Regions from separate parts of the Homo sapiens genome. Here region 2 is linked to region 1. A link is an interaction called in ENCODE POLR2A ChIA-PET data of the cell type or tissue named here. Cell type or tissue: endothelial cell of umbilical vein. All regions are shown on one strand. Links, peaks and the distances in the headings refer to the core of each region. The heading gives the core; the rest is flanking DNA.

What was found. ChIA-PET counts read pairs that join two places held together with the same protein. Peaks named below come from ENCODE experiments on the same cell type or tissue, not always from the same donor. Only the 100,000 strongest peaks of a DNase experiment are listed, where the experiment ranks them.
Region 2: POLR2A ChIA-PET joins it to region 1 with 6 read pairs; 4 of 35 experiments call an interaction of 5 or more read pairs at or near these places.

Annotation. Positions count from the first base shown.
Region 1 is chr3:194,033,702-194,049,294 of GRCh38, forward strand. All of the region lies in intron 1 of LINC02028 (long intergenic non-protein coding RNA 2028), which reads right to left. Among named protein-coding and RNA genes, the nearest start is that of LINC02028, 29 kb to the right of the region's middle. In endothelial cell of umbilical vein, for the core only: no CTCF peak of the experiment used is centred there; a DNase peak (open chromatin) is centred at 7,020; H3K27ac peaks cover 1,559 bases.
Region 2 is chr3:193,824,912-193,840,504 of GRCh38, forward strand. LOC105374284 (a long non-coding RNA gene) reads right to left here and starts at 12,560. Exons shown (of 4, transcript XR_924841.3): 1 at 12,441-12,560; 2 at 8,728-8,841; 3 at 7,500-8,174; 4 at 4,288-7,130. RefSeq lists enhancers at 7,186-7,285, 7,306-7,465, 10,019-10,078. In endothelial cell of umbilical vein, for the core only: no CTCF peak of the experiment used is centred there; no DNase peak of the experiment used is centred there.

The DNA of each region.
Region 1 (15,593 bases), core at 4,576-8,575:
GTCATTTGGGACAGAGCCCTGAGCAGAACCTGTGTCTCCTAACTTTACATTCCTATCTCTTCCCATCATGATTTTCCCTCTGGTCGCTTTAGAAGAGAGGGTCTTAAACTCAGAGGCACATTAAACCTATGTAAGGGAACTACTGAAATATACAATGCCAGGCTTCCTGAAATTCTGGTCTCATTGCTCCGGAGTGTAGCCTGGGTATAAGTATTCAAAGTTCCTTGAGTGACTCTCATGTGTAGTCACAGTTGAATGAAGCCCTGCTTATTAAAGGCTAAACCCCTTCAGAGAGACAGAAAGACTGAGAGAGGGAGAGGCAAAAAAAAAAAAATAATACTGTGGAGGCTGGAGGAAGGAAAATTGTTCTTGTAGGAGGAATCTTGGGATCCATCAAAACAAATGATGCTTGAGCTGGATCTTGAAGCTTTCAATACTTGGAAGTGGCAAACAGCTTTTCAGGAGAGGGAACCGTGTGAGCAGCGTCCCCCAGGAAGGGATATGGGAGATGGGACAGTTAGGAATTGGACAGAACAGGCAAATTGGGACCAGCGTGTGGGAAGCTTTCAATTCACATGGGAGTGTGGCATGAACTGTCCAGCCCAGTGACTTCCAAACTCTCGCACACATCAGACTCACCTAGAGGGCTTGAACGCAGGCTGCCGGGCCCACCCTCAGAGTCCCATATTCAGTGGGTCTGCGTGGGACCTGGGAATTTGCATTTCTAACAAGTTCCCAAGTAATCGTGATACTTCCGGCCTTCCCAAGACACTTTAAGAACCACTGTGCTAGGCAAAGGGAAATCCCAGGAAGTTTCAGATTTGAATCACTTGGAGAAACATATACACACACAGAGAGAGAGAGAGAGTAGGGAGGAACTTCAGTAGGACAGGAACACTGATCTGGCATAGAGAGAAAATCACAGAGCAGAGCAGCCCAGAAGCGCATGCAGGCGCGGCCACTGCATTACAGAAGAAGAAAGGAGGCCCGAAGAGGGCCCGGGCAGTGGGACTGGGGAGGAAGGCGGGTTTACAGCAAGTTCAGTGGACGCGTGCACAGGACATGGTGACTGACTGGATTTGGAGGGAAGTAGGGCAGAGTCCAGGGGGAGTGACTTCTGGAAGCAGAACAGCCAAGGGGGTGCAATTCACTGAGCCGAACGGGCAAGAGGAGGGGCAGGTGTGGGAGCAGTGCCAGGGGCTTGGCTGGAACATGAACCCGAACCCTGTTCTCAGGTGCCTGGCAAGAAGACCTCTGACTTGGGCCTAGAGTGTGCCAGAATGAAGACGGCCCTGCTCCCTAACAGTTGCTGTTTCTGCCCTAAAACTCACCTCCCAGGGGTGTTGGGTGGCAGGCGGGGGAGAGCTGAGCCAGGGTGGTGACCCATCGTGAGGTGCTTTGGGGCTGCGTCCCCTCTAGTGGACAGGCACTGGAGTCCAGCAGAGCTCTGTCTCTTCAGGTCCAGTCAGGGAGGCAAAGGAATCAAGCATTGCCATGCACTCACACTGGAACCCGCTTTGCTCCAAGCCCTCCATCTGCCTTCAGTTACAGGATGTGCTCCCTGAAGCAGTAGTTCCCAATCTTGGCTGCACGTTAGAATCGCCTGGCGAGCTTCAAAAATGCCTGCTACCTGGGCTGCACCCCACACCAATTAAAACAGCATTTCTGGGATAGGACCAAGGCATCTGTATATTATAAACCTCCACAAGTGCAGCCAGGGTTGAGAATTGCACCCCGAAGGGTGTACATAGGTAGCCCTCAAATAGCAGATTTATGAAAATTACATTTCCTCCTTAAGGAAATGGTTTGAATGTGTCTAACACCGCCCTACCCCACCCCACTGCCCTCCTCCCACACAAGTGACCTGATCAAGGGACAGGCCTGGCCTTCTGAGCCACAGGCCTGCCTTGCAGGCTGGCAGGAGCTGTTGCCTATAGTCAGAGTTTATGGAAGCTGAGGCCACTTCCTGGAAGGAGGAGACTTGAAAGCCCAAAGTCCAACGAATTTCATTCAAGGAGGCTGGACCAAACAGAGACAGAGGGGGTAGAGAGTGTATGGGGAGAGATGGGGCCTTATTCAGAGCCAAAACCAAGAGGGAGGATTTAAGGACCAGAGAGACCCTGTGGGAGGAACAGGGATGTGGGTGACAGGAGGTGATCTGCATGAGATTTGGCAACACCAGGCAGCTCCTCACAGCTGTTCTTCAGGCATCCCAGGAGTGTGGGCAAGCCAGGAGAGGACAGAGTGCACCGGGGCTACCTCTCCTGGTCCTCCTCCCCGACTCAGAGTCCCAGGGGCAGATACAAAAGGCAAAGAGAGAAAAGGGCTGGGAAACCAACAGCATGAGGAAGCTGATGAGGGCAGGGAATGGGGGCATTCACTCCAGGGGCATATCAGGATTGAAGGGGGCCTGAAGTTTGCACAGTTGGGAGGGCTGTCTTTAAGAAAAAGAACATGACATGGCAAATGCAACTTGAGGTCCTGGGCCTGGGAAAGAGCCTGAAGTGAGGGGTCCTGGGGTGAACCTGCTCTGGCCAATAGGCTAATAATCTGGGCTAAGACTCATTGCTAAACCGTGCCCCACTTTCCAGGGTCTTGCCTTGTCTGGGACACCCCATCAGACTAGGAGGCCAGTTGTCCATTTTATTTCTGGGAAACGAAGGAGTAAAGGAGTCTCTGTGGTCAGTCACCCAACACGCGTTGGTGGCCGTGCCACAAAGAGGTCCTCCGTGCAGTGCTGCAGGCCATTCACTCCCTCCACAGCTTCATATTAGGATCTACCATGTGTCAGGGCCGGGCTAGGCATGGCACGCATCACAGGGTCTCAGATAGGGCGCAGCTCTCACAAATGACAAGTTCTCTGCCTGGGAGGCATGCAGGCCTCTGTGAAGGCAGGACAGAGAGAGGGAGGTAACTGCCTCAGGCAGTTAGGGTGGGCTTCCTGGAGGCTGCAAACAGAGAAGGGAGCCTGAGAGAACCTGCCTAAGTTCACCAGATCAGGGAGAGTTGGTCTTGCAGAGGGAACAGCCACAACAATATTTATTAAGCACCTACTATGTACCAAGTTTAGATCTGTTATATAAAGTCAATGAGTCTGTTCAACAACATCACAAATTGGGTCCTAGTATTATCCCCATTTTACAGATAAGAAAGCTGAGACACAGTGAGGCTAAGGATCTTATTCTCAGTCTCACAGCTACTTAAGTGGTGGGTATGAATTTTAAACCCAGGTAGTCTGGCTCTAGAATCCATGCGTGCACAAAGCTATGACGAGACATCCTGGAACACTTTGAGAACTGCAAGATACTCAGTGTCCCACACACAGGAAGCACAGGGAAGACAGGCAAGCAAGGGGGCCAAAAGGGCAGGAAGGATCCTGGAGGGCCTAGAAGAACAGATAAAGAGGTTTGGGTAAGGAACGCTACCCAAAAGAGGCAGGGAAGCTACTGAAGGTTTTTAAGCAAGAGCAACAGATCTACGCTTTAGAAAGGTTGCTGTGGGCCGGGCGCAGTGGCTCACAACTGTAATCCCAGCACTTTGGGAGGCCAAGGCAGGTGGATCTCTTGAGGTCATGAGTTCGAGACCAGCCTGGCCAATATGGTGAAACCCCTTCTCTACTAAAAATACAAAATAGCCGGGTGTGGTGGCAGCCACCTATAATCCCAACTATTCAGGAGGCTGAGGCAGGGAAATCACTTGAATCCAGGAGGCGGAGGTTGCAGTGAGCCGAGATCACACCACTGCACTCCAGCCTGGGCGATAGAGCAAGACTGTCTAAAAAATAAAAGGTTACTCTGTATAGAAGATGTGATTAGAAATGATAGATTAGAAGCCGTCAGATGGGAGCAGGGGATCTCTGCATATGCTATTGCAGAGTCCTGGCAATTGTGAATGGAACATCAATTGAAGCCAAGGCACCAGCTTGAAGTTCCTCTGGTTCCAAAGACCACCTTTAACAGCCTGTGGGTGGAGTAGACAGAAGAGGATCAATCTTATGCCATATGATGTGTTTTGGACTTGGAGCCCAGAGATCTGAGTGCAGTGCCCTCCCTCCCACTGGCCACCTTCGTGGACAAAGTCAAACCCCTTCACCTCCCTGGGCCACAATTTGCTCATCTGGAAAATGAGCATAATAATTCGTGTTCTGTCTGACTCATTCGATTTTTGCGAAATTCAAATAACATCATGTATGCAAAAAATGGCCCATGACTATTATTGACAATGCAATGGAAGCTTGAAATGTCTGCACAATTAACTGATGGCCTGGAGGCCAAGAATCTTCTGTTCCTGGGCTCAAGTGGTATCCTTTGCCTTGGCAATAAGCTCACAGCTGAGGCAGGTCCTTCCCACCTCTACCGACCCACCGAAGTCCTTCCCTTTCTTCAAAGCACAGCCCAAATACCGCCTCCTCCAGGAAGCCTTTCCAGAGCCATTCTTCAAGCCCCCAGCTGGAAATGACCTGTCCTTCCCCTGAAGAATGCTGCTTTCTGCTCTACTCTATGTTCCATCTGGCTGCAGTTGCTTCTGCATTCCCTCCTTCCCTCCCCATGAGCTGCCACAGGCTGCTGTCTTTCTTTTTTTTTTTTTTTTTTTTTTTGAGACAGAGTTTCACTCTTGTCGCCCAGGCTGGAGTGCAGTGGCTCGTTCTCAGCTCACTGCAACCTCCGCCTCCTGGGTTCAAGCAATTATCTTGCCTCCATCTCCCGAGTAGCTGGGATTACAGGTGCCCACCACCACTCCTGGCTGATTTTTTGTATTTTTAGTAGAGAAGGGGTTTCGTCATATTGGTCGGGCTGGTCACGAACTCCTGACCTCAGGTGATCCGCCCGCCTCGGCCTCCCGAAGTGCTGGGATTAGAGGCGTGAGCCACCGCACCCCGCCAGCTGCTGCCTTTCTTATTCCTCTTTCCATCTTCCACTTATCCTATGTGCCAGCACAAAGGATACTCAGTGCCTTTTGGTGGCAAGATTGAAATACAGAGCAACTGAGTGAGTGGGCTTTGGACCCACAGAGAAGTCTGGGGAGACAGCAGCCCTCAGCCGGTGAAAAGGACAAGGCATGGAAGGGCCAGAGGCTTGACAGCTTCCTGCATCCTTCCAAAGTCCACTCTCCTCCAAAGACAAGCATAGAAATAATAATAAAGTAACTGTCTTCACTAACCATGATTAAGTACTTCTTCTGTGACCATTTGCTAAGTGCTGGGGCAGAGTTGAAATTCAAATCCTTCTGGCTTAAGGACAACTTCATATTGCGTCTCATGAATGAGAGGATGACTGGTTCTTGGAGGTGTAAGGAAATAGCAGGCATGGTGAGGGAGGGCTTCTTTCCTCTGCATTGTAGGGGCTGGAGTCTGAAAATCCACAAGAGACCCTGGAATCAGTGGTCCTGCTTGTTCAGGCTTCCTCAGCCTGGAGAGTGAAGTATGAGTGACGGGTCCCCTGAGAGAAGAGCGGATGGCCACAGCATCTACAACCAGCAGTGCCCAGTGCAGGAGGAACAGCGGCTTTGCGAGCTTGTGGCTCTTCCAGACATTTCCTTATCAGCTTTCTCCTGCAAGAATCTGGGCAATCAACTGTGTTACAGGTGCCCAGCTTGATAGAAACCCTGCTTATTAAAAAAGGGTGGGGTGTAGTGGCAGTTACGCCAGTGAACTTGGCTTTGGAAATGGAGGCCTGCAAGATGACCTGTTATTGAGCCTTGAAGCCGGGGCCTGGGGCCTGCTCCCAGGGCGGGAGGACTGAGCCCAAGTGGGCAGCTAATGGGACAATTCAAACCTTGGTGGGATGCAGAAGCAGAGATCCAAAATGACCCCTACACATCACTGGAAACCCTCCAGGATCTGCCAACTACTTCTCCTTTCTGGTTGGGCCACCAGTGGCTTTTTCTTCACCCAGAGCAGTAACTATCTGAACAAGTTGTTTTAATTAATTCTTCAGAGATGTGGATCTTGAAACAAAAGTAAAAGATCCCTCCCTCCCTCTGAGAATGAACTTATGAAAGATACAATGTCTACTGTACAAATATAGGCAGTATAGAAATTATAAAAGATAAAGAGAAAAACTTATCCATAATTCTATCCTACACAGAAAGAGAACCCATGTATGTATGTGTGTATATATATATATATATATATATATATATATATATATATATATTTTTTTTTTTTTTTTTTTTTTTTTTTTTTTGAGACAGAGTCTTGCTCTACCACCCAGGCTGGAGTGCAGTGGCATGATCTCGACTCACTATAACCTCCGCCTCCCGGGTTCAAGCAATTTTTTTGCCTCAGTCTCCCAAGTAGCTGGGATTACAGGCGCCCACCTGGCTAATTTTATACTTTTGTAGAGATGGGGTTTCACGATGTTGGCCAGGATGGTCTCGAACTCCTGGCCTCAGGTGATCTGCCCGCCTTGGCCAGCCAAAGTGCTGAAATTACAGTCATGAGCCACCGCACCTGGTCGCCCTACTAATAATTTTTTAACCCCTCTTTCCTGGGCCTGTTTCTGTGTATTTTAAAATATCTACTTGATCTCACCATGTGGATGAAGTTTTCTGTCTTGCCATTTTCACTTAATAACACAAGTATTTGTCATGTTCTAACAACTTTGAATACAGATATTTTAATGGCTGCATAAGAGTCCTACCATATATTATAATTTACTTAACTTTCCCCATTGTTAGATGTTTAGGTTGTTTTCTGTTTTGATTGTCATACATAATACTATAACTTTTAAAAATAAAATGAATCAATAATTCAAAAACAAAAACAAAAAACAATTTGGGTTGTTTTAGGATATGTCCTCCTGTCCCTCCCCTCAGCTGCTTGAGAGAAGATGGGACCCAAGACAGAAGAAGGTGTGAATGCGCAGGAGAAAACCCACAGCCTGCGAGAGGAGGGGGAAGCCGATCCCCGCCTGGCTGATCCCAGACTCCTCTGCCGGCCCTGTTGACATTTGATGAATGCTTCCTGCGAAGATGTTTACCCAGGAGGAAATTCATCATGCTTCCCCTTCCTACCACGAGGGTGGGAAGAGGGGCTCCATTGGTCCCATAAATTCCAGCCACTGTCTGAGCTCACCACCTCATCTCCCTGGGTGCCCCCGAAGGTGTGAGACAAAGGCATCAGACACAGAAAAGCCTGTGCCTGGATGTGGAGAAGCAGCCAAGAGGGGCATGTCTGTAGACACCCAAGTCTACTTGTCACTTTCATCTCCTGTTTTCTTTTTCCTCCATTTAAATTAAGTAGCTGATTGTCCTTGTTTTATCCAGGAAGCCCTAAAGGACCCACTGGCCTTTTTGTTTTTTCTTCCCTTACTGGACAAGGAGACGGGGAGCCAATGTAGTGGCTGGATCTTCAATCGTGGGAGCCGAGGTGTCTGTGGCCCTGGAAACACCATTTGTCTCCCAGCAATTGGGCCTCTTAGTTCCACTTTCAGTTGCACTGCCGTCTTCTCTAGGGAGGCAGTTGGGGCCAAGCACAGTGGCTCACCCCTGTAATCCAAGCACTTTGGGAGAACGAGGCAGCTGGATCACCTGAGGTCAGGAGTTCGAGACCAGCCTGACCAACACGGTGGAACCCTGTCTCTACTAAATACAAAAGATTAGCTAGGCGTGGTGGCGCATGCCTTTAATCCCAGCTACTTGGGAGGCTGAGGCAGGAGAATCGTTTGAACCTGGGAGACGGAGGTTGCGGTGAGTCAAGATCATGCCGTTGCCTGGGCAACAAGAGTGAAACTCTGCCTCAAAAAAAAAAAAAAAAAAAAAGATAGGCAGTAGAAGTATTGAAGGCTTTGATATCAGGGGCCACCACAGCCGGTTCAGCGTCAGCTCTTGCTCACTCTAACCTCCAGCAGGTCCGAGAATTACTCAGAGCCAAGGCTTCCTTGTCTGTGAAACAGAGGCAGCAATACCAACTGCGGCAGTTTCCTGGGAGGGCCACGTAACAGAACGCACGGACAAATGCTTTGAAATAGTAAAATAACATGCAGGTGCTTGTTTTATTTAAGCCAAAGAAGGTGGCCAAGTACCCCATCTATAAAATGAGTATACTGTAAGAATATCTGCCTCCCTCTTTCCTGAATGTCAGAAAGACAGAAGAGATACTATTTGCAAAAGTGTCCAAGACCTTGAGTCGGTTTTCCATTTCACCAACATCCAAACAATCAGAAAATAAAACACACCCAGAACTTGTTTCAGTTCTAAACGATGACCACCTCAGCCATCAATAATACCCTGAAGCAAAGCACCAAAGACTAAATTACTTTTTTTTTTTTTTTTTTTTTGGAGACAGAGTTTCACCGTGCTGCCCAGGCTGGAGTGCGGTGGCGCCATCTCTGCTCACTGCAACCTCCGCCTCCTGGGGTCAGGTGATTCTCCTGCCTCAGCCTCCCAAGCAGCTGAGATTATAGAAATGCACCATGATGCCCAGCTAATTTTTGTATTTTAGTACAGACAGCCTTTTGCCACATTGGCTAGGCTGGTCTCGAACTCCTGACCTCAAGTAGTCAGCCTGCCTCAGCCTCCCAAAGTGCTGGGATTACAGGCGGGAGCCACCACGCCCAGCCACTGAATTCCTTTTTAAAATCACATTCTCGTTATCTAAAAGTTCAGAAAATATGACTCTCAGAAATGTGTATCTGAAGCAACTCAGTGGTTTCTTTAAAAATCCAGATTCTTGCACTGGACTGAATCAGAAACCCTGGGACATAGGACAAAGGACACTGCATTTTAACAAGCTTTTTCGGGGACTGTTTTGCTCACTAAAGTGAGAGCCACAAACTTAGAAGCCCCATATTGTGCTGCAGAAGTCGCAGAAACCTTCTCTCTTTATGCCCTTTAGCAGCCAATCCCTGAACACTCCAAAGAGAAGATTTGTGTACAGAGTATCCACTGGAGCCCAAGTCATATACGATCCCAGCCTCCAAGGCCCCAAGGTCCACAGCTCTGATTCTGGCAAAGGCAGATGGAAGAGGCTGGGTCCAGCCCCCTAGGCAGCCCATTTAGATTTGAGTCCAGACCACAGCAGAAGTTGGCACAAGAAAATGGAGCTGGTACATGATACTAAAGTAATAAATAGGGAGACTGTGTTCTGAGGGAGGGTGGTGGACCTCAGGGGACATCAGAGTCCAGGTCACAGTAGCAACAATAAAGGGAGGCAGAGAGAGGGGACACACAGGCCATCACAGATTCCAGGAATATGAGTTCTCTAAATGATTTTGATAGTTCATTTTAATCAATATATAGTTTCCCCTGAGTTCCTGGGGACAAATCTCAATCATGGAGCCCTCAGAAGCGGTTGATGATTGTCAGGGGTCAGTGGACCTGGGGTCAGTCTACCAGGTGACAGGACCCTATGCATGACTGTTTCCATGTGGCATGACAGCTGCATGTGGAGATATCGAATTTCCCGTGAGGCTGACCTCCCACTTATTCTTCAGGATGAGCTGAGCTGTATTTCATGAGGATTGTTTGCTGTGGGTTTCAGTCATCCTGTAGGAATGTGTGAGCATCTGCAGATGAATGAACGTTCTAATTTCTTTATGTCTGGATGGCCACCATAACCCCTGAGAATGAGACAAATGAGCTCTCATCTCCATCTTTTAGGTGAACAAACTGAGGCTCAGACGAGGTTAGACTCGTTTCCTAAGCCACACAGGTTTAACGTTCATAGACAGGACTGCAGTCTTCTGGTTCAAATTTCCTTCCACTACAGCTTTCTGATTACATCTCAGAAACTTGGCTTTCGAGATATGTCTAGAAGCTGTTTTCTCAGCACCTTGAAAATCTATGGGAGATCTTCCTTCTTGTTTTCTAGTTTAAAACAACATTCTTATTTAATACTTTGGCATACAGTTACGGTGACCAACCTCTTGATTTCCCCAGGATTGCCCTGGTTTTAGCATGAAAGTCCTGCCTCCCAGGAAACCCCTCCATCCCAGGCAATTAGAACATTGGTCACCTCACTAGGTGATCAGACTATCTCATCCTCTCAGGGAGTCCCCAGCTGCAGGCCTCTGACTTCCCATCTGAGCTCTGACTCACTCACTTCCAGCTTCTGCCTCCCCAAGAATTCAGACTCTTCAGAGCAAATACAACACCGAGAAATCATTCTCCACTCAGCTAAGCACATTCGGTGAGCTTCTGATTGCAATGGACATCTTAGCAATGTAAGAGAATGTACACAGAAATATCAGATTTATTAGCACCAATGTCCAAATGGCCATATATCAAAAATTTGCTTTACTGAACAATGGTGCTGGAAATGAAAATATAATTGGAGACCCAGACACTATATTCTATACTTAAACTAGAAAAAAGTGAGTGTTATTTGCATTCATTATGTCCAATGGAGCAGACAATCTGGTTAAATTCTGGCTTTGCTGCTTAACAGCTGTGTGGCCTTAGGTAAGTTGCCTAATGTCTCTCTGTACCTCAGTTTCCTCATGTGTAAAATGGAAACGATAGCATCTACTTTACAGCGTTATGATGAGAATTAATACATATAAGTCACTAGAGAGTGCCTGCAGTAAACGAGGTTAGCTATTGTTCATTGCCCCATAACCTACACACGGCAAGGCCAATGCCAGTATCTAAATATCACGTACCACACAAACCAAGCAGAGGATAAGAGGGGAGTCATTTGTTTCCCAATAACTGGGGAAAGGAAAAGGGAGACTGGAAAACTGTTTTAGACCGAATCTGTTCTTCTTTCTTCTTCCCTTCGAGAGTCATTTTATCCTCAAGCACTATTGCTGATTCTATCCTCATGATCTGGGATGCCCAAAACAAGCAAGGAACAGTCCATCAGTAATGTCCCTCACATTAGTACAGCACTTTATATATAGCAACTCACTTGTACGCATGTCACTCTGCCGCCACATCTATACAAAGCCACTTCCACTACAAACCAAACTTCTCTGACCCATGCGATCTGCCTAGCATTGACCACTGAGCTTCTATCTACCATGTGTCTCTTGCTAAGCTGGATGCTGTGGGAGATGGAGGATGCAACAAAGTGTAAAAAGTGGGCGGAGCTGACCCTGGACCATTTACATGTGTCTGGGGGAAGAGCTCTCCAGGTCTCCAGGTGTGTAAAACAGGACACATCGGGTGTCAAATGACCTTGGGATTCAGAAAGGACAGGCAAAGGCACGGCACTGTTGGCGGAAGGGGTCCACACAGGGAAGAGGAGAAGCCCCCTGTAGCCCAGCCTTTTACACCGACTTCACTCAGTCTTCTAGAACAGATGTGATGAGCGCGCTGACCCTCCAGCCTTAGCCTCTCAGTGTGCTCCAGAGAACTTCCAACAGGAAGATTGGCTTCTCTGGGCCCGAGGGCTTTCTCCAGTGCTAGTGCTTTCCAGATGAGCTACAAAATTAACACTCGCTGGGAAATTCACATCCTCTGCGGAGCAGCCTTTAGGGACTGAGAGGAGTTGGTGTGTACACACCCCAGCCCCCCACCCCCGGGAGGATCGTTTTTTGAGGTGTGTGTTTTACACTCGTGTAACAGCTTCCCCCTTGGGATGAAGCTGCAGCTGCGCATTGTGTTGACTGGCTGACCATGGCCCCTTTACCGGTTTTCTCCCCTCCCCTTATCACTGCCCACACCTCTCCCGGGCTCTCCCTGGTTTACCTTCTCCCCAGTAAACTTGCACATCCTTGTCTCAGAGGCTGCTTCTGACAAAACTCAAACTAAGACATCCCCCTATTTCCTGTGAATGGATTAATATTGTACCCATTTGACTAATGAGAAAACTAAGACTCAGACTATGTGGTCTGAGGTCACATAGCAAGCATGTGATTGTTCTCAGGCTTGACCCCACATCCCTCTGTACCACCACACCTGTCCTTGTAGCATACTGAGAGAATTGCACACACAAGCATGTTGCTGGATCCCAGGGACAGTGCTCACCCTGACTCCCACCTCCACCCCACTCAGGAAACTGGGAATTTTCTCCTGCCTCAGCCTCCTGAGTAACTGGGATTACAGGCCTGCACCACCATGCCCGGCTAATTTTGCATTTTTAGTAGAGATGGGATTTCTCCATGTTGGTCAGGCTGGACTCAAACTCCTGACCTCAGGTGATCTGCCTGCCTCAGCCTCCCAAAGTGCTGGGATTAGAGGCGTGAGCCACCGTGCCCGGCCCCAAGTAGAAATCTTATACTCCACGTAGGCCTGAAGCGCAAGGCAAGAAATAGGAAGCTACCCTTTCTGGTATGTGGAGTTGCTGAGAAAGTGTTATCTGTAAATTGTTTATCCAGATCCATAGAGAACAGCTTTTACAAGCACAGTCCCAACTTTTGGCAATTTTTGCAAATCATTTGGATTAAGGTAGCATGCAGCTATTGTGTTGGGCTAAGTGTGAGTATGTGGCTGGATGTGAAATTTTACTGACAACCAAACCATAGTTGGGAAACTTGAAAGTGTTGCCAAGGCTCAGGGAGCTGTTGGTAAACCCAGGTAAAGTTTTGGCTCAGTGAAGAGATAACTTGATCCAAGTTTTGAACAAGATGGAATTATCACGAGCAGGAGCAGATGGATGGGGTAAATCACATGAAATCAGCCTAAACTTATTAAAAGCTGACCGCAAAGCTTCTTCCATTTATGTCCAGTGTTCTAGTTATCTATTGCTGCATAATAAACCACCCCAAAACTCAGTGGATTAGAACCTGGCCATTCCGTTGTATCTCCTGAATGTGTGGGTCAGGAATTCAGGCAGGGCTTGGCTGAGAGATTCTGTTCCACATAGTATCAACCAAGGTTACTCACAAGTATTCAGCTGGCAGGTGGGCTGGTCTGAAGGGTCTGTGATGGCTTCACTCACATGTCAGGCACATTGGTGGACATGGCTAGAAGGCTGGGCTTGATGGCTAGAAGGCTGGGCTTGATAGAAACTGTTGATCAGAGAACCTATCCATACATGGTCTCTCCAGCCTGGTGGCCTCAGGGCAGTTGGACTTCTTACACAGCAGGTCAGTGCTCCAAAAACAAGTACACAGTGAACAAGCTGGAAGCCACATGGTTTTTTATGACCTAGCTTTGAAATCACATAGAGTCACTTCTGCTGTACTGCTTGTCAAAGCAGTCACAAGCCCAACCAGATTCAAGGGGAAGAGACTTAGATCCAAACCCTCAATGGTAGAAGTATGTAAAAGTACAACATCCAGATTGGGTTAGAAGTAAGGAAGGGGCCGGGGATGGTGGCTCACACCTGTCATCCCAGCACTTGGGAGGCTGAGGTAGGTGGATCACCTGAGGTCAGGAGTTCAAGACTAGCCTGGCCAAAATGGCAAAACCCCCTCTCTACTAAAAATACAAAAAATTAGCCAGGCATAGTGGCAGACACCTGTAATCCCAGCTACTCTGGAGGCTGAGGCAGGAGAATCACTTGAACCCAGGAGGCAGAGGTTGAAGTGAACCGAGATTACACCACTGAACTCCAATGCCTTGGCAACAAGAGTGAAACTCCATCGCAAAAAAAAAAAAAAAAAAAAAAGGAAGCAAAGAAGGGAAGCCAGAGCTTGCAGGCTTCCTCTGAATCTGAAATTATAGTTGCAGTTGCTTTGTCCAAGGGAAGGAATTCTAAAGGGAGGGATCTGGTTGGGTTAAAATTGTTGGAAAGCCAAACCAAGTCCACACTGGATTCTACAGAAGATTTGTTGTCCCACTGAGCTCACAGGGACACCCAGGCACCTGCTGCAGCACCACCCTGCTCTCTGGCCTGTACTGCCAGCTGCCAGCGTGGCCTGGCTTCCTGACAGCTCTGCACTCAGCACTGGCTGTCATGATGAAAGCAGCTGAGCAAAGTGTTTCCCTTGCTTGGGGACGCTGGTCTCCTGGAGCTGAGAAAAAGGGAGGAGGCCAATGTGGGAGAGTTTGGCTGATTTGAGCAATATGCAGACCACATGGGGATCAGGAGCCTGAGAAAGAGTGCCTGGTCTTGCTCATCACATTGAAGGCCTGCAACTAAGGTCAGGCTCCATGGGGCACTCTCACCAAAGCCTGCATCTCCCAAGGCAAGGCAACTCTGTGAGCCTCAATGCTGATGGTACTGTCCAAGCATGGAGAAGAGGAGAATGCCACAGTCTCTCACACATCTAGGTACCACGGCCTGGCACAGGTATGTCCTCAGAAGAGTCAACTGAATAAACTCATTGGTTCAATTGAATATGCTTTTCACATAATGTTTGTGCACTTTTTTTTTTTTTTTTTTGCATTTACTACGTAAGAGATCTAGAAAAGGATGGCAGTGGGGGTAGGGGGTTGGTAATGAAAAGAAGAGAGAGAAAGGTCCTGATGCTTGTGGAAACAAGCTTCTGGCCTTGAACTATGGCCCAATCCAGTGGCTGGAAGTAATCTGACCCTACAGAGAGCCCCTTGGCTAATAAGCTCTTTACTCAGAATGAGTTTGAAATGTTTGATACGGTCCTAATTAAACTAATTATTTCCCTCCAAACTTGCAAACTTATATAAATAATAATGCTTTCATATATGCTAATTCATCAGTCCTTACAAAACTCCAAGGAATAGATGCATTTATCCTTTTTACTTTCAAACATGGAAAAAATAGAATGAATCAAATAAAAGCCCAGATTTGTCGCTCTCTCTCTGTCTCAAATCCTGTTTTGAATTGCTGCTCTGCCTCTGGGGTGATTCTACAATCACCACTCACCCCATCACGTGGCCTAGAAACCTAGTAATATGGGCTTCATCCTGACCTCCATGGCAGTCAACAAACAGGTCTCATTCATTTTTCATCCTCAGCCTTCCTCTATCACTCGCCTTGTGTCAGGGTCCTCAGACTTTCATCCTTCATTCCTTGCCACCAGGGCTATTGAGCCAGCCTCCTGACAAGACCTCTGTTCTACCCCTGTAGTCCATCCCTCACACTGTAACCAAAGAAACCTGAAACACAGACCTCAGCATACTAAGCCTTTTGCTCATAAAGTATCACTCACTCCCTACAACTCTACAGCCTGCAGAATAAGTGACTAGCCCTGAAGCCTGGTGTTCAAGGCTTTCCGTGATCTCCTCCTGATCAACATTTCTCATCTCATCTACCACTATCCCCTTTCATGATGTTTTTGCAAACCAGAGTCTGCAAAGCTCTGAGCATTGTTCTGGAAGAGGAGAGGAGTTCTACACAATAATTTTGAAATGTTATGTTTTTGTTTCAGTGATACAGGAAAAAATAGATAAATATAACACTCACTTTCTGATCCTGCCTCATTATTTTAATCTCTGTGTTATTTATACTTGCTTTCACAATCTTTGATGTTATTAACTATTCAGGTGACAGTTTTTAACTTTGAACGCGGAGTTTCTCAAACTGTGGTTGCAGAGCCTCCAAGAGTACCGGGATAGTTGCTCATAAGTCTTCAAGCTCTTCTCTATATTCCAGCTGTACTACACTGTGCTTGTATGTGGATCAGATCACAAATTTCATTTTAGCCTTATCCCTGCTTCATCATCTTTACTCGTGTTCTTCCTTTGGTTTAGAATGCCTTTCCACATTCTGCACACTCAGCTCCTACCCAGCACCATTTCCAAGCTTCTTCACGCATGTCACTAGGGATAGCCCTGCTATAGATCTC
Region 2 (15,593 bases), core at 4,071-8,070, 210 kb before region 1:
TGCCTGTTCAAGTCTTTTGACCCTTGCCTTATTGAATCATTTGTCTCTGTATCTTCTATTTGTTGGACAGTCTTGTTAATTTTTAAATCCAAAATATTTCTCCTTTTGGTCCCTTCCTTTCCACCCTGCTACCACTGAGCTAGCTCAGGGTCTTCTCATGTCTCGACTAAACAATTCTGACTCGTTTCTTTGCCACTAGTCCTACCCTCTTGTTTATGATGCCTTTGATGCAGGCAGAAAAATCTCTATAAATCAATCTATGTCATCCCTCTGTTTCCCATAACCAACAGGAAAACATCAGGCATTTCAGGTGACAATCAGGCCCCTCGTGTGTGTTCAGAGTGACTTCCTCAGCCTCATCTCCCTACACGCCCAGTCTCCTGATTTGCTGATGAGTAGTGCTAATCATTTGTACTTGGTGCTCTTCTTTTCCTTCCTCTTAAGAGTCAGGCCAATGACATCCCTTCTCGGAAGCCTTCTGTAAAGCCCCAGCCCGAGCTAGGTCCCTCCTCTGTGCTCCCTAAGCAATGGGGCATCCATCCACACAGTCCCAACCTGTGGCAAGAGCACAGCAAGTGCTGGCTCACTGAACGAGGCATCGATTTCCTAGACTGTGATATCAGGAAAAAGCTGCTCATGGTTTTAACAATGACAAAAGTGTGTGTGGAGAGATAGGCAGAAGCGGGTGAGATGAATAGGCCGAGTTCCCTCGAGTCACACCGCAGGCACCCTCTCTGCCGGGAAGAGTGGGAGTGTGGGGAAGGGCTGTTTGCTGTGCCCACCCTGTGGAGCAGTGCCCTCTGGGCTCTCCCTGTCCTGGTGACTGAGTCCCAGCAGTGGCCTGAGTCCATGACAGAGGGGCCTGGGGAGCTGAAGGTGATCTGCTGCCTGTGAGCCCCAGGCTGTGCTACCCAGCTCTCTTGCTTGTCACCTTGCTAAAGACACAGCAAAGAGACCCCTCTTCTGTTCAACGGCCAGAGGCACAGTGTGGAGACTCCAAATCCAACTTGCAGGCACGCAGAACGATTCTGCCTTTGTCCCTTCTCTCTCATTTTGGAGACCCCTGAGGGAGTTTGTTGTTAATCTGCCCACCTCTGATGCCAGTCTTCCCCGTTCACATTTAAGCATGTTTGAATAAGAAGCCAGGTGTTGGCGTTAGCAGCTCATTAAGTTATAGTAAGAGGAGGGAGGAATCGAAGACTCCCAGGCAGAGAGTGAAGCTTAGAAGATCAGGCCCTCCACCCTCCTCCATGCTTGGTTCTTCTCCACAGCGTCTTTGTTTAGTGGGCTCTCCACCCCGACTGAAATCCCTGCAATGACAGGAACTCACCACCTCCTGGTACATCCCACTCCACCTGGGACAGCTCTGACAAGGACAGGACTTCGCAATTTCGAGCTGCAATCGGTCCCCCTACGTATCCCCACCATAGTCCTGTTCTATGGTGGGCCCCCTCTGGGGCCCCAGAGAACAAAGTATGGGTCTTCCCCATGGCAGTCTCTCAGGTATGTGAAACCAGCCTTTCTGTTCTCCAAGGCTTTTCTTCTCCAGGCCAAAGGCCCTCCACTCCTACAAATCTTTTCCATGTGACATGGTTTCAGTTTCCCTCAGCAACCACCCTGCTGTTACCATGCCAGCTGCAAACTTGCCTTGGCCTCCAGGGGACTCACAGCTTGGACATTCTCATTATCCTCCCGAGTCGAGTCATCTCCCCAACTCAGCGTTTTTTATTTTGTTGTTTTCACTCAGTTGATCATATTCTTGGCAAATAGACGTAGGCTATCAGCTGACTCAGCCGCAGAATCAGCAGAAAGGACTGTGTCTCCTTCACCTCTGTCTCCCCTGCGGCACCCACTACAGTCCTTGGGAATGGGTGGCTGCTAAGAAAAGGTTTGTGAAACTGAGTTGAATGGAGAGGGTTGGCTGGAGACCTGAAAGAGGATTTTTAAAGGCCCAGGTCTCATCATCAACGTGGCCACTCACTAGGTGGTGGAAGGAATGTAGAAAGGATCCTTCCAGCTAAAGCAGGTCCGTGGCGCACCTGCTATGGGTGGTTTCTGTGCCAGATTCTACACTAGAAACATAGCAGTCCACCTTCCCTTCTTTGAAGACAGCACAGGATCCACATCACACCCTCTTTATCCCCTTCTTGAAACGTGTGTCTCAGAAAAAGTGTTTAAATAAACCAGTTTGAAGAGCCCATTCTTGTATTTGGGATTCATATGTATATTAACAACCCCGTGGAAAGGCAAAATGTTGTTATCTGCCTCCTGGAGAGCTTAGATCTCCCAGGAGATCTGTGGCTTGTCTGATGTTGCCTACAGTGCCACTGGCCCCTTTTCTCTTCAAACTAAACTGTCAGGAAGATTAGCAATACCAGGCAGGCCCTCACAAATCATGGAGCGGAGGACAGGCTGTCCCAGCACGGATCCTGCAACTGAGGTCAGCCACAGAGCTTCCCATTTTTGCCATCAATTTCTTTAAGCCTGTCTCTCTGGAACCCAGAGCCCACATTTGCAATGAGCCCTAGAGGCTCTTACGAGTTGGAAGCGGTCACTTGATATTGATTTAGGGCCCTTGGGTTTCTGGAAGCATGCCAAATCTGAAGCAGGAAAAAAAATCTCATCGCCAAGAAGACTTTGGGATAAAAATTGCTTTTTTGTGCATCTACTTTTTAGCATTGAGGTTGTGGCAAAGATGACCTATTACTTTTGCAACAGTAACAAAATCTCAGAGGCTAGAGCTTCTTGCTCTGAAATTTTAATTTTTTCCCTTTTTATTTCTCTTCTCTTCTTTTTAATTTTTAGCTTTATGGGGAGCATTGAGAAAAGTTACTGAGTTTCCATACTGACATACTTCAGAGTTGAAAAAAGATCGACAAAAATCTAATTAAAAAATAACCCAGTTGTAAGACAAAATTCCATACAGTTTCACCCAAGGCCTTCTATGCTAAGATTTAATTCCAATCCATTCTCTCAGCAGAAAGGGATCTTCCTTAGTTTTACAAATCTGTGGGAGCAAGGCACCCAGGGTGTCTGGGCCAACCAGGGTCACTCAGCAAAGAAAAATGCCTTTTGTGACATTCAAGTTGCATTTGTCTGGGGTTCCCACACATACTCATGGAATCTGGAAGATTAGCAGTGAAAAATGACCTATTTTAACAGGTGCACACTTGTGTGTAAGTGGGATTTAGCTGAGCGTGGAATTATTTTAACATGGAAATAAGTTGTGGACATTAAGAAACATCACTCTTTTGACCACACAGGAATCAGACACATGGTCAACATTTGGGAGTTTCTCAAGACTTGAAACGGATGTGTTGGTTGGATTTTTCCAGAGGAAGCCATAATATCAGAGAAATAAACATGAATGCCTATAAAACATGACTGTTCGGGTTCCAATTCCTTCCTCAAAGCATGTCCCTTTTCTCCAAGGAACAGAGAGCAAAACTTTCAATTATTAAATCTGTTTTGGAAAGATCGTTTCAAACGTACAAAATAGCAATAGGTAAAGTAAACCCATGTTTCTCAGCACAGTGCTTTTCAGAGGGGTTGTGGTCCAAAGGAAAGATCACTGGCTGAGTCAGAAGACAGTGGCTCAACAATCATGAGACACCTGACCTGGGACAAGAAGCTGCATGTCACTGCACCTTGACATTATCACCTGTGAAGTGGGAATCCTGAGCCTGTGTGCAGCCTCTACCACACGGAGCTATTGGGAGGGGCACGTTAGGTGGTAATGGGAAGATGTGGTGAATGGATGAGGGCTGCCAAGGTCACTGGATCTGTCATTGCGGTGGAAATGACTGGAACCAGACAAACTGGTTTCTGAGCCCTGTTCCCATTTTTGTTCTGTTTTGAGCATGTGTAGTTTTGTCTGTTTTCCCTGAGCGGAGACTCAGGGATACCACATGCAGTAGGAGGGAGTGGCAGACGTGGGATCGCTGAGCCTCAGTAGTGCCTCCAGGAGAAAATAATTTTTTTTCAAGGTGACGGCCATTCTGTCCCGTGACGTGACTTTCCCTGGAATTTATTCAGGGACTTGAATCTGGAAATCATCAAAATGATTTCAAGGTAGATGGAAGCACATTTCTTTAATGAATAGAAAATTGAAATCTGCTTTCTCAAGATAGCCAGATGATGCCTCTTGTGTTCCTAAAACAGCCCTAAAGGTACGATTTCAATGTCTGTTCATCACGTGTTTATGGTGGAGCAAGCTTGTCCAACCCATGGCCCAGGACGGCTTTGAATGTAGCCCAATACAAATTTGTAAACTTTCTTAAAACACTGTTTTTTGTGTGTGATTTTTATTTTTATTTTTTTAGCTCATCAGCTATCATTAGTGCTAGTGTACTTTATGTGTGGCCCAAGACAATTCTTCTTCTTCCAGTGTGGCCGAGAAGCCAAAAGATTGGACACCCTTGTATAAAGAAACACTGACTCCTGGTCATTTCTTTTGGAGAAACACATTGGCTGTGTGACTTTGTTCAGGTCACTTGATCTTTCTGAGGCTCAGCATCCTCACCTTTAAAAGAGGGGAAATGCAACCCCGTCCTGCCTATTCCACGGGGCAGTGTGTGTGTGTGTGTGTGTGTGTGTGTGTGTGTGTGTGTACATACATATACATATGCACACACATACACAGACTCATAGGATGGGGAAATGTCCTCACTATGTGAAAAGCACTTTTTTTCTTTGTTTCTTCTATACACACACACACACAGAATCTGAGGCAATGGGTAAGGCGAGGTCATCCAGAAAGATGATTGAACGTCCACATGGAAAGTTGGTTTGAGAATAGGCTTTACAAGGGAATGGCTGAGCAATGTTTGCTCAGGGCTAATAATTGCAACTATTTAGTGCCTACTATGTGCCTGGCATATGGTAAACTGCGTCATCATTTAACCTTAACAACAGCTCTGGAAGTAGGCATGTCACCATTTTGCAAACAAGGAAGCTGAGGCTCAGGGATACCCCTGCCTTGCCCAGGTTCATGCACCAATAAGTGGCGATGGTTTGGCTCTCTGCTCTGTCTCCGGCAGAATCTGGCCTCTTGCTGCCTCATTCCTGTGGCATAGAGAACAGGGGACAGTGCATGAGTCAGAGTTCCCAGCTGTTCACAAAGACGACAAACTGGTTTCTGAGCCCTGTGCCCTTTTTCGTTTTGTTTTGAGCATGTATAGTTTTTGTCTGTTTTCCCTGCATCAGTTAATATTTCATGGGTTTTTGTTGTTGTTGTTGTTTTGTTTTGTTTTTTTTTTTTTAGACAGAGTCTGGCTCTGTCACCCAGGCTGGAGTGCAGTGGCACGATCTCAGATCACTGCAACCTCTGCCACCCGGGTTCAAGCAATTCTCCTGCCTCAGCCTCCCAAGTAGCTGGGATTACAGGTGCCCACCACCACACCCAGCTAATATTTAGTAGAGATGGGGTTTCACCATGTTGGCCAGGCTGGTCTCAAACTCCTGACCTCAAGTGATCCGCCTGCCTCGGCCTCCCAAAGTGCTAGGATTACAGGCAAGAGCCACCATGCCTGGGCAATATTTCATCTGTTTAAGTCTGTTTTGTAATTCTCAGGCCCGCAGCTCTGTCACTGCTCAGCCTCAGGTGCTGCACTATAAATGCTCCCTAGCTCCATCTCTCTTCCACAGCAGCCCCCAGTTCCCAGGCTGAATTTGCTGGGCCCAAAGCACGGGGATTAGGAAGAGAGGACCTTCCTCAGGAGTGAAGCCCCTCAGCCTCTCAGTTCTTGCAGCAGGGGATCCTGGGCCCTGGCTCTGGCCACCCAAGGAGAAAGCCTGCCTGGGCAGAGAAGGGGGCTCGGAGAGGTCCTCCCAACCACCTATTTATCGTTGCCCAGGCTCCTAGGCCTGGATCTGTCAGCCAGGGCCTGCCCATGGCCCTGGGAGGTGATGGGAGTGGTGGTAGTTTCAGTCTCTGATGAAAGCTGCTGAAACCGGCACGGAGCACACATGAAAAGGACGAAAGAGAAGGCGCAAGGCTGACTGCCAGGTGGCAGGCGTGATGGGACTTGTCTCCCACTTGGGGAGATGAAGACAAAAGGCAGCGTCATCCCCCAGAATGAGTGACTCTGCCTCTGTAGGGCTGTTTCTGAGCAGGGCCTCCGTGCCTGGAAGAATGATGCCTTTGGCCTCCTGAGTTCTGAGCAATATCCCCTGGCTAAGTGGGTTGTTCCCATCAATATTCAGGAGTCTTTGGTGTTGAGAAACCTTGAACGATGTAAGCTGAGAGGTAGCACCATCAATTCCTGTCTAGACTAGATTTTTGGAATCCAGGCTCCCAAGATGAAAGGGTACATTATGAAGGCAGGGCATAAATCTACCATGCCAACAAGACCCACATTCACCTCGGATTATTTACACCTTTCTGCCTCCCTCTGGGCATTGCCTGTCCCACTGTAGCCCACTTTCAACTTTTGACAGGATCACTTAATGCATCATGACCTACAAGTAGCCAGTTACATATATTTTCATTGTGAGGGACTCTGTACCCCAGGCCAGTTTCCCCCTCCTGACTCCCTGCAGTTTTACCTTTTTACTTGGCCCTTAAAGACACCACAGATGCTAAGGAAGGGATGAATGTTGGTCATAAGCACGCAGTGAAACCTGGCTGGGGAGGGTCACCGAGTGTGTATTACTAATTCGATCTCCGCCGCACCCTTGGTCTCATGCCCAGCACCTTTGTGTGGTGGTTACTCAAGGATGTGGGAAGCCGCTGGAGCGAGGCTGCTGACGCACCCCATTTCAGAACTGCCAACGCGGGCTCCTTGGCAACCAGAGCTCACCATCTGCCCAGGCAACCAGGGAGGGCACAGAGGGCAGTGAGCCTCTGCCAGGATGGACAGTTCTCAGCATTGAAAACTAGCTGTGGGTTCTGCCAGTACCGTGGAGCCAATTGTACGTCTCATTCAGCCTCGGGTCCTGCCTTGCCAGCTGCGTGTGGGCCATCTTAACTTGGATGATCCCTGGACGCTTACCATTTAAGAGCATAAGGGTGGATCAGTCACTTTCTCTTAGAGGGCTCCATTTTCCTGTCTTTGTCATGAGAAGATTGGGCTGCAATAGTCTTCCATGTGCCTTCCAGCACCGTGCAGTAGGATACGGCGGGTGTGGACCTTGAAAGCCAAAACGTCGATGTTCATATCTGGCTCTGCTGTGTGACTGCAGGCAGGCCCCTGAACTTTTTCACCCTCATTTCTTTGCCTCTGAAATAGGGCTAGATAAAGCCTCTTGGCCCCTGGCCCCTGTTATTACCCCCAGTTAACAACAGCGCTGATAATGACCCACACTTACTGTTGGCTTCCTGTGAGCCAGGCCGTGCTCTAAGGGCTTGGTATATGATAACTCATCTCATTTGTGAGAAAATCTCTCCAAAGCAGAAACTTCCCAGTTTCACTTTCACTGAGAGTGCTCATGGGCCTTCCCAAGGCCACACAGCCAGCAAGTATTATGTCTGGGACTTGAACTCAGTAGTGAGAGCTTACCTTCTACACGGTTCTCTCTCTGCAAGAGGAACCCCGTAAATGTCATGTCCATTTTCTTCTCCTTTTCTCTTTCAGCTCGGCACACTTCTTCATTTGGTGTCCAAAGTAACATCCACCTACTCTTAATGTTTTCGGCCGGGTGCAGTGGCTCATGCCTGTAATCCCAGCACTTTGGGAGGCTGAGGCAGGTGGATCACCTGAGGTCAGGAGTTTGAGACCAGCCTGGCCAACATGGTGAAACCTCTTCTCTACTAAGAATACAAATATTAGCCAGGCGTGGTGGCAGGCAACTGTAATCCCAGCTACTCAGGAGGCTGAGGCAGGAGAACTGCTTGAACCTGGGAGGTGGAAGTTGCGGTGAGCCGAGATTGGCACCACTGGCACTCCAGCCTGGGTGACAAAGCGAGACTCCATCTCAAAAAAAAAAAAAAAAAGTTTTCACGACTCTCCTCATCCCACACAGTCACCTGTGACTCCTGTCTTTTCTCCCAACCCCTTTTACTTCCATATTTCTTAGTGTTCCAGTTAGAGGGAACTGCTTGTGCAAATGTCCCGTGGCAAGAGAGAGTGCAGAGGGAGGACGAAGAGAGGGAACAACACAGTGGCTGCCTCCAGGCAGGCTGAGCTTGATGAACCAACAGGACCCTGACCATCTGAGCTTTGAGTTCTTTCTGCCTGCTAAGAGAAATGAGAAACTTCTGAAGCACTTTAAGTGAAAGAGTGACATGATCCAGGCTACCTTTTAAAAATAGTTTTTATCCTGCTAGAAACCTTTCCAGGAGCCAGCAGGGCCTTCCTATTCTGAGCCAAAGTTTTTCTGCCTCATATTCAAAGCCTCTGTCCAGCATCCAACTGGGACATGTGTCTGGGTTGGGGGCAGGGAGAAGGGCTTCCCAGGTGGGTGGATGGGATATGTAGTGAAAGACCCTTTCGTTCCAAGTCCGCAGGCCTCCAATGGGCTCTTCCACTCCTAATGCACAGCCCCTCACCTGTTCTCTGCTTTCAAATGGCCCTTTGCCTCCTTCCACAGATCTCTAAGCTTTACTTCTTTCCAGTGAACCTTGTGAAGTCCTTCTAACGCTTTCTGATGAACTCTGGCCTCTATGTTTTCAGAGATTTCTACATCCAGCTATACTATGCTGACAAAGATGTTTCCTGAGCATCTATTAAGTGCTGTGCAAGACTCTGGTGATAAGGACACATAGCTCTGCCCGCAAAGGGTACTCACAGTCTAGTGTTGGGGGCAGAATCAATCATGTACGCAGGTGACGATTGCACACCCAGAGGAAGATGCACGGCGTGGTGAAGTTCAAAGACGGGAGAGATGTTTCTGCCTGGTGGGCTGGGGAGGGATGAAGATCGGCATGGTCATGTCATAGTGAAGGCGGGACTGGACTCAGGCCTCATGGGCAGATGTGGACCGTCACACATGGCAGGAAGGGCACTCTAGATGCAGGCAACAGCAGAAGCTAGCGCCATGAGGCAAGGAAAGCACAGCTTTCTACAGGGCTAGGGGAGTCGATTGCATGAGGGGAGGACTCATGGGTGTGGGATCATGAGAGGCAAGACTGACCAGGTGAGGAACAGGGCCCTTCAGAGAAAAATACCAGTCTGGTTTCAATCAGAGCTATCCTGGTGTACCTAAGTGTTTGAGCTCCTACAAGGCAGGGTCTAGCCACTACTCAGTTTATAAACAGGTCAGCGCCTAGAACTGTGATCTGAACAGTGCGGATGCTCAGAGAGGCTCTGCCTCATGTCCCTGCAGGAGGCAGAAGAACTGGGGCCGAGGACTGGTGGTTAGGCCTGGAATGTTCATTCTCTCTCCCTTTCTTCAGGCCATTCCCTTGCTTCTTCCCATCGGTCACTTCCAAATCTCCATCTTCAAGTTCCAACTCAAAAGCTACCCTGCCCTAATGCCTTCTCAGCAACCCAGCCAGGAAAGCACTGCTGCTCCTTTGGAACCTGGGAGCTTCCTTAGAACGGTCCCTTGCATCTCCTGCACCCCCAGGCAATCCCACCCCACTCAGTATGTGTCTGTGCAGCAGCCCATCCCACCTTTCAGAGTGAAAGGTTTTTAAGCATCTCTCAGCACCTCTTCCCTTCCTGATATCCTCCAGGACCCTAACACAGCAACCACCTCATATTACATGCACAAGAGTGCAAGCTGCCTGAGACGGTCACCTTAAAAAGAGGCCACACTCCTTCCTGGGACCCAAGAGCAGTGTGCAAGAGGTGGTGTGAGGTCGCGGGTGGGGCCTGGGACAGCCTCTGGCATGAACTGGGACTGCACTTATCTGACTCTGTGCCTACTTGGCATCTGCCTGTGCCCTCAGGAAAAGCCTGTATCATGATGGCTGATTGCTGATAAGAGGGGGTAGAGCATGCTCTATTCACCTGACTCCCAGCACAGTCAAACCTGCAACCACTGCTCTGAATCACCCAGGAAAGTCCCACTTCCACCTTGTGTTTTTTTGACCTCTCCTTCGCGTGCATTAAAAGCACCAGGAGCAAGGCCGGTGAGGTGTCTCACACCTATAATCCCAGCACTTTGGGAGGCTAAGGCAGCCGGATCACGAGGTCAGGAGTTCGAGACCAGCCTGGCCAACATGGTGAAACCCCATCTCTACTAAAATACAAAAAAATTAGCCAGGCATGGTGGTGCATGCCTGTGGTCCAACAGCTCGGGAGGCTGAGGCAGGGGAATCACTTTTGGACCCAGGAGATGGAGGTTGCAGTGAGCTAAGATCATGCCACTGCACTCCAGCCTGGGTGACAGAGCAAGACTCCGTCTCAAAAAAAAGAAAAAAAAAGGCACCAGGAGCCAAAAAATATAGATGCCAGGGTGCTGGAAGAGCTCAGTGGAAATGTGAGCAGAGGGAACCTCTTTCTTGGTAGGATTTTGGGGTACACAGTTTTTTTCCTCTGAGGCAGATTCTCCTTACTCCAAATTGGGTGCCATGAGTCATAAGGAGCCATCTCTCTCTGATGATTTACAAACATCTCAACTCATTCTTTGCTTCTTAAAATTGGAGCGAGCTATCAAATGGCTTTATGAGGTATTCATCGAGCATCTCTATGTGCCCAGGGGTGTTGTTGAGGCTTTAGGGTTTACAACAGAATTTCAGCCCCAACCTGCCATTCAAGCCTCAACTCCAAGTGCACCTGCCGTGCTTCAGTGTCCCGGACGAGGCCTGCGGCAGCCACATGGGGCTGCCATCTTTTCTCACTCTGCCTACAAAGTCCCACCACCAGCCAGGATTCTGCTCAAGCTGTTGTCTCCACCTGGAATCCTCTTCCACCCCCATCTGCTTATTAAATTCCCAATAACCTACTTATTCTAAGGAATCCTGCCCACCCTCTTGTAAGGCCCAGCTCTAAGTTAACTGTTACTGGGAGACTGTACAGTTTCTCCCAGTCAGAACTCCACTGCCCCCACCACCTCTCTCATGGCAGAGTTCTGTGTCCCTCTCCAGGCACCGTCTGGAGTCTCCAATAAAGACTCTTTCCCATACAGAGGACTTGTCAGTGCGGTGAAGACAGAGACCAATACCCCAGAGATGAGGAGACCCAAGTGCTGGTCTAGTCTGACCTGGCAGTCGGTGACCTTGGACCCAGGGTCTTCAACTTTAGCCTGTTTTCCCATCTGCGGATGAGAGGCTTGTCCAGAGTAGGATTCCCAATCTGGATTCTGCCTAATCCTGTCTCCTGGAGCACCTGTTCAAAATACACTGGGTCCTCTCCCAGGCTGACAAAAGTAGACTCTCAGAGGGTAGAGCTTTCAATCTATATTTTTAACAAGCTTCCCAGCTGGGCGCAGTGGCTTATGCCTGTAACCCAAGCACTTTGGGAGGCCGAAGAGGGCGGATCGCCTGAGGTCAGGAGTTCAAGACCAGCCTAACCAACACAGAGAAACCCCGTCTCTTCTAAAAATACAAAAACAAAAAAACAAACAAAAAATTAGTCAGGTATGTTGGCACATGCCTGTAGTCCCAGCTACTCGGGAGGCTGAGACAGGAGAATCGCTTGAACCCGGGAGGCGGAGGTTGCAGTGAGCTGAGATCGTGCCATTGCACTCCAGCCCGGGAAACAAGAGTGAAACCCGTGTCTAAAAAAAAAAAAAAAAAAAAATCTTCCCAAGCAACCTGTGCATAGTCTGCCTGGTGCTCCTTTCAGGACTGGGGGTAGCACCTAGAGGGTTCCTAAAATCCTACAAAAATCCCGTGGTTCCTTGAATGATCCTTTCTCTGCTTCATGTGATGCTCCCTAGAATAAACTACATCAACAGCACCACTGTGAGTACAACTCCAGTGCTTGAATGAGAAAACCCTGGGTCATGACTAGGTCTCATGTCTCTCAAAGGGCTACTGTGCTTTGTGGAAATTTTGGATGGTTGGAAACACATAATGATAGCCAACCCATTTATATTAGTTAGCTTGGGTTGACCTAACAAAACACCACAGAGCAGGTGGCTTAAAAAACAGAAATTTATTGCTCACAGTTCTGAAGCCTGAGATATCCAAGATCAAGGTGCTGGTCAATTTGGTAATGAGTGAAGCCTTCCTTCCCGGCTTGTAGCCGGCAGCCTTCTTACTGTATCCCGACTGGGAAGAAAGAGAGCTCTGCTATCTCTTCTTCACCTTATAAGGGCCCCAGCCCTATCAGATTAGGGCCCTAGCCTTCCAACCTCATTTAACCTTTATCACCACCTCCTCACAAGCCCTGTCTCCAAAGACAGGCACACCGGAGGTTTGGGCTTCCGCATGAGTTTGAGAGACGTACAAACACTCAGTCCGTGATAACTCTATGCCTGAGGCTTTAGAGAAAGTCAAGCTGACCTAACAGGCAAATTGGTATCCAGATAAATTCTATTACCTATTTTCCCCAATAAGTTCTTGAGAAATAGCTGCTGCTCCCACCGTTGCATGGTTGATTGAGACTTACGATTCAGGAAGGCGGTGGCTGCTTCCTCCCCATGGTGGTGCAGGCTCCATGCGGCACTCAGTGTGCCCTCCTGGGATGCTTTTGGATAGGTTTCAGTGTGCTTCTGGCTTGTTCCTGTCTATTTCTCCAGCTGGATTTCCAACTGTTCTGCCAATCCTGTGACCACTCCCATTTCCTTCTAACGAAATGTCTTTTCTACCTGAGTCAGCTAGCATGGGTTTCTACTGCTTGCAACTCAGGTCTTGCTGACACATATATCATGCAAGGAATGATAGAAGGCGCTGCAAGTATTTCTTCTGAAGCAGGGAAGTCTCCAGGAGTTGCCCGCTTATCTACAGATACCTAAAGGGCTATTGTATGGAAGGGAAACAGGATGCTTCTGTGTGGCTTCAGAAGGCAATACTGGACCCACAAGGAGAGCTTTAGGGAGAACTATTTCAACTCAACACAAGACAGAAGCTTCAGAGCTAGTCCTCAGGAACATGGTGCTGAGGGATGAAGTGAGCTTGCTCCTGTCACTGTGGGGGCGGGGTGGGGCGGTGGCAGTGGAGGCTGGACCTTTTTGTCAAGGATGCTGTGTAGAAAAGGTCTGTTTTGACACATAGACCAATAGAACAGAGTAGAGATCTCAGATATAAGACCACACATCTACAACCATCTCATCTTTGGCAAACCTGACAAAGACAAACAATGGGGAAAGGATTCTCTATTTCATAAATGGTGCTGGGAAAACTGGCCAGCCATATTCAGTAAACTGAAACTGGACCCCTTCCTTATACCTTATACAAAAATTAACTCAAGATGGATTAAAGACTTAAATGTAAAACCCAAAACCATAAAAACCCTAGAAGAAAATCCAGGCAGTACCATTCAGGACATAGGCATGGGCAAAGATTTTATGATGAAATTGCCAAAAGCAATTGCAAAAAAAGCAAAAATTGACAAATGGCATCTAATTAAACTAAAGCGCTTCTGTACAGCAAAAGAAACTATCATCAAGAGTGAACAGGAAACCTACAGAATGAAAGAAAATTTTTGCAATCTACCCATCTGACAAAGGTGTAATATCCAGAATCTACAAGGAACTTAAACAAATTTACAAGAAAAAACAACCCCATCAAAAGGTGGGCCAAGGACATGAACAGAGACTTCTCAAAATAAAACATTTATGTAGCCAACAAGCATATGAAAAAAAGCTCAACATCAGTGATCATTAGAGAAATGCAAATCAAAACCACAATGAGGTACCATCTCACGCCAGTCAGTATGGCAACTGTTAAAAAGTCAAGAAACAACAGATGCTGGCAAGGCTGTGGAGAAATAGGAACGCTTTTACACTGTTGGTGGGAATGTAAATCAGTTCAACCATTGTGGAAGACAGTGTGATGATTCCTCAAGGATCTAGAACCAGAAATATCATTTGACCCAGCAATTCCATTACTGGGTATATACCCAAAGTAATATAAATCATTCTATTATAAAGATACATGCGCACATATGTTTATTGCCATACTATTTGTAATAGCAAAGACATGGAATCAACCCAAATGCCCAACAATGATAGACTGGATAAAGAAAATGTGGTACATATACCATGAAATACTATGTAGCCATAAAAAGGAATGAGGCCATGTCCTTTGCAGGGACATGAAGCTGGAAGCGATCATTCGCAGCAAACTAACACAGGAACAGAAAACCAAACACTGCATGTTCTCACTCATAAGTGGGAGCTGAACAATGAGAACACATGGACAGAGGGAAGGGAACAACACACACCAGGGCCTGTGGGGAGTAGGGAGGGAAAACATCAGGATAAATAGTTACTGCATGCGGGGCTTCATGCCTAGGTGATGGGTTGGTAGGTGCGGCAAACCACCATGGCACACGTTTACCTGTGTAACAAACCTGCACGTTCTGCACATGTGTCCCAGAACTTAAAATAAAATAAAATTTTAAAAAAGAAAGAATGTTTCCTTGATGAAGATATCTCTGCTTTTAAGATGTATCTGCATTTTTAATTACACTTCAGTACAATTGACGTGCCATTTAAGTAATTAATCTTCCACTAGAGGAAAGGAAAGGGAAGAGAAGGGAAGGGAACCATCTAGTCTTTTACTTATTAATTTTTATATTAGTAATTTTTATGATTATGAGAAGAATCTATAAACCATGTGAAGTGGAGAAAATTTGGTTACTAGAGAAAAACATGAAGTGGAAAATAAATACCACCTATAACCCACCACACATTTTGGCAAATGTGTTTCCAGTCCAGTCTTTTTATATCAATTAGATATGTACTTTTTTTATTGAAATATAATTCACATACCACACAATTCACTGGTTTCAATTGTACCACTCAGTGGCTTTTACTATATTCACAGAGCTGTGCCACCAACCATTGCCACAGTACAATTTCAAACATCTTCCCCAGCCTCTCAGAGAAACCTCCATCCCTTTTAGCTGTCACCCTTTCAGCTGTCACCCCTTAACTTCCCTCATCTCCTCCATCTCCAGCCCTGGGAAACCAAGAATCTACTTTGTGCTTGTATGGATTTGCCTATTCTGGACATTTCATATAAATCGAATCATATAATATGTGGGGGTTTTTTTGGTAACCAGCTTCTTTCACTTAGTATAATATTTTCAAGGTTTATTTGTGTTGTAACGTGAGTGCGCACCTCCTTCGTATGGCTGAGTAATAGTCTGGTGTTTGGGTATAACACAATTTTTAATCCATTCATCACTTGATAGACATTTGGGACATTTGGGTTGTTTGCGCTTTTTGGCTATTATGAATAATGTTACTATGAACTTTTGGCACAAATTTTTGCATGGGTGTATGTTTTCATTTCTCTTGGTTATATACCTAGAAATGGAATAGAATGGGCTTATGTGGTAACTCTATGTTTAACCTTTTGAGGAATTGCCAGACTGTTTTCCAGAGTCTCTCCACTATTTTACATTTCCACCAGCAGCGTATGAGAATTCTGATTTCTCCACACCCTCACCAACAATTTTTATTATTTGTCTTTTTTATGACAGCCATCTAGTGTTATATAATTTCATTGTGGTTTTTATTTGCATTTCCCTGATAGCTAATGACTCATCTTTTTATGTGTTTATTGATCATTGTATATAGTCTTATGGAGAAAT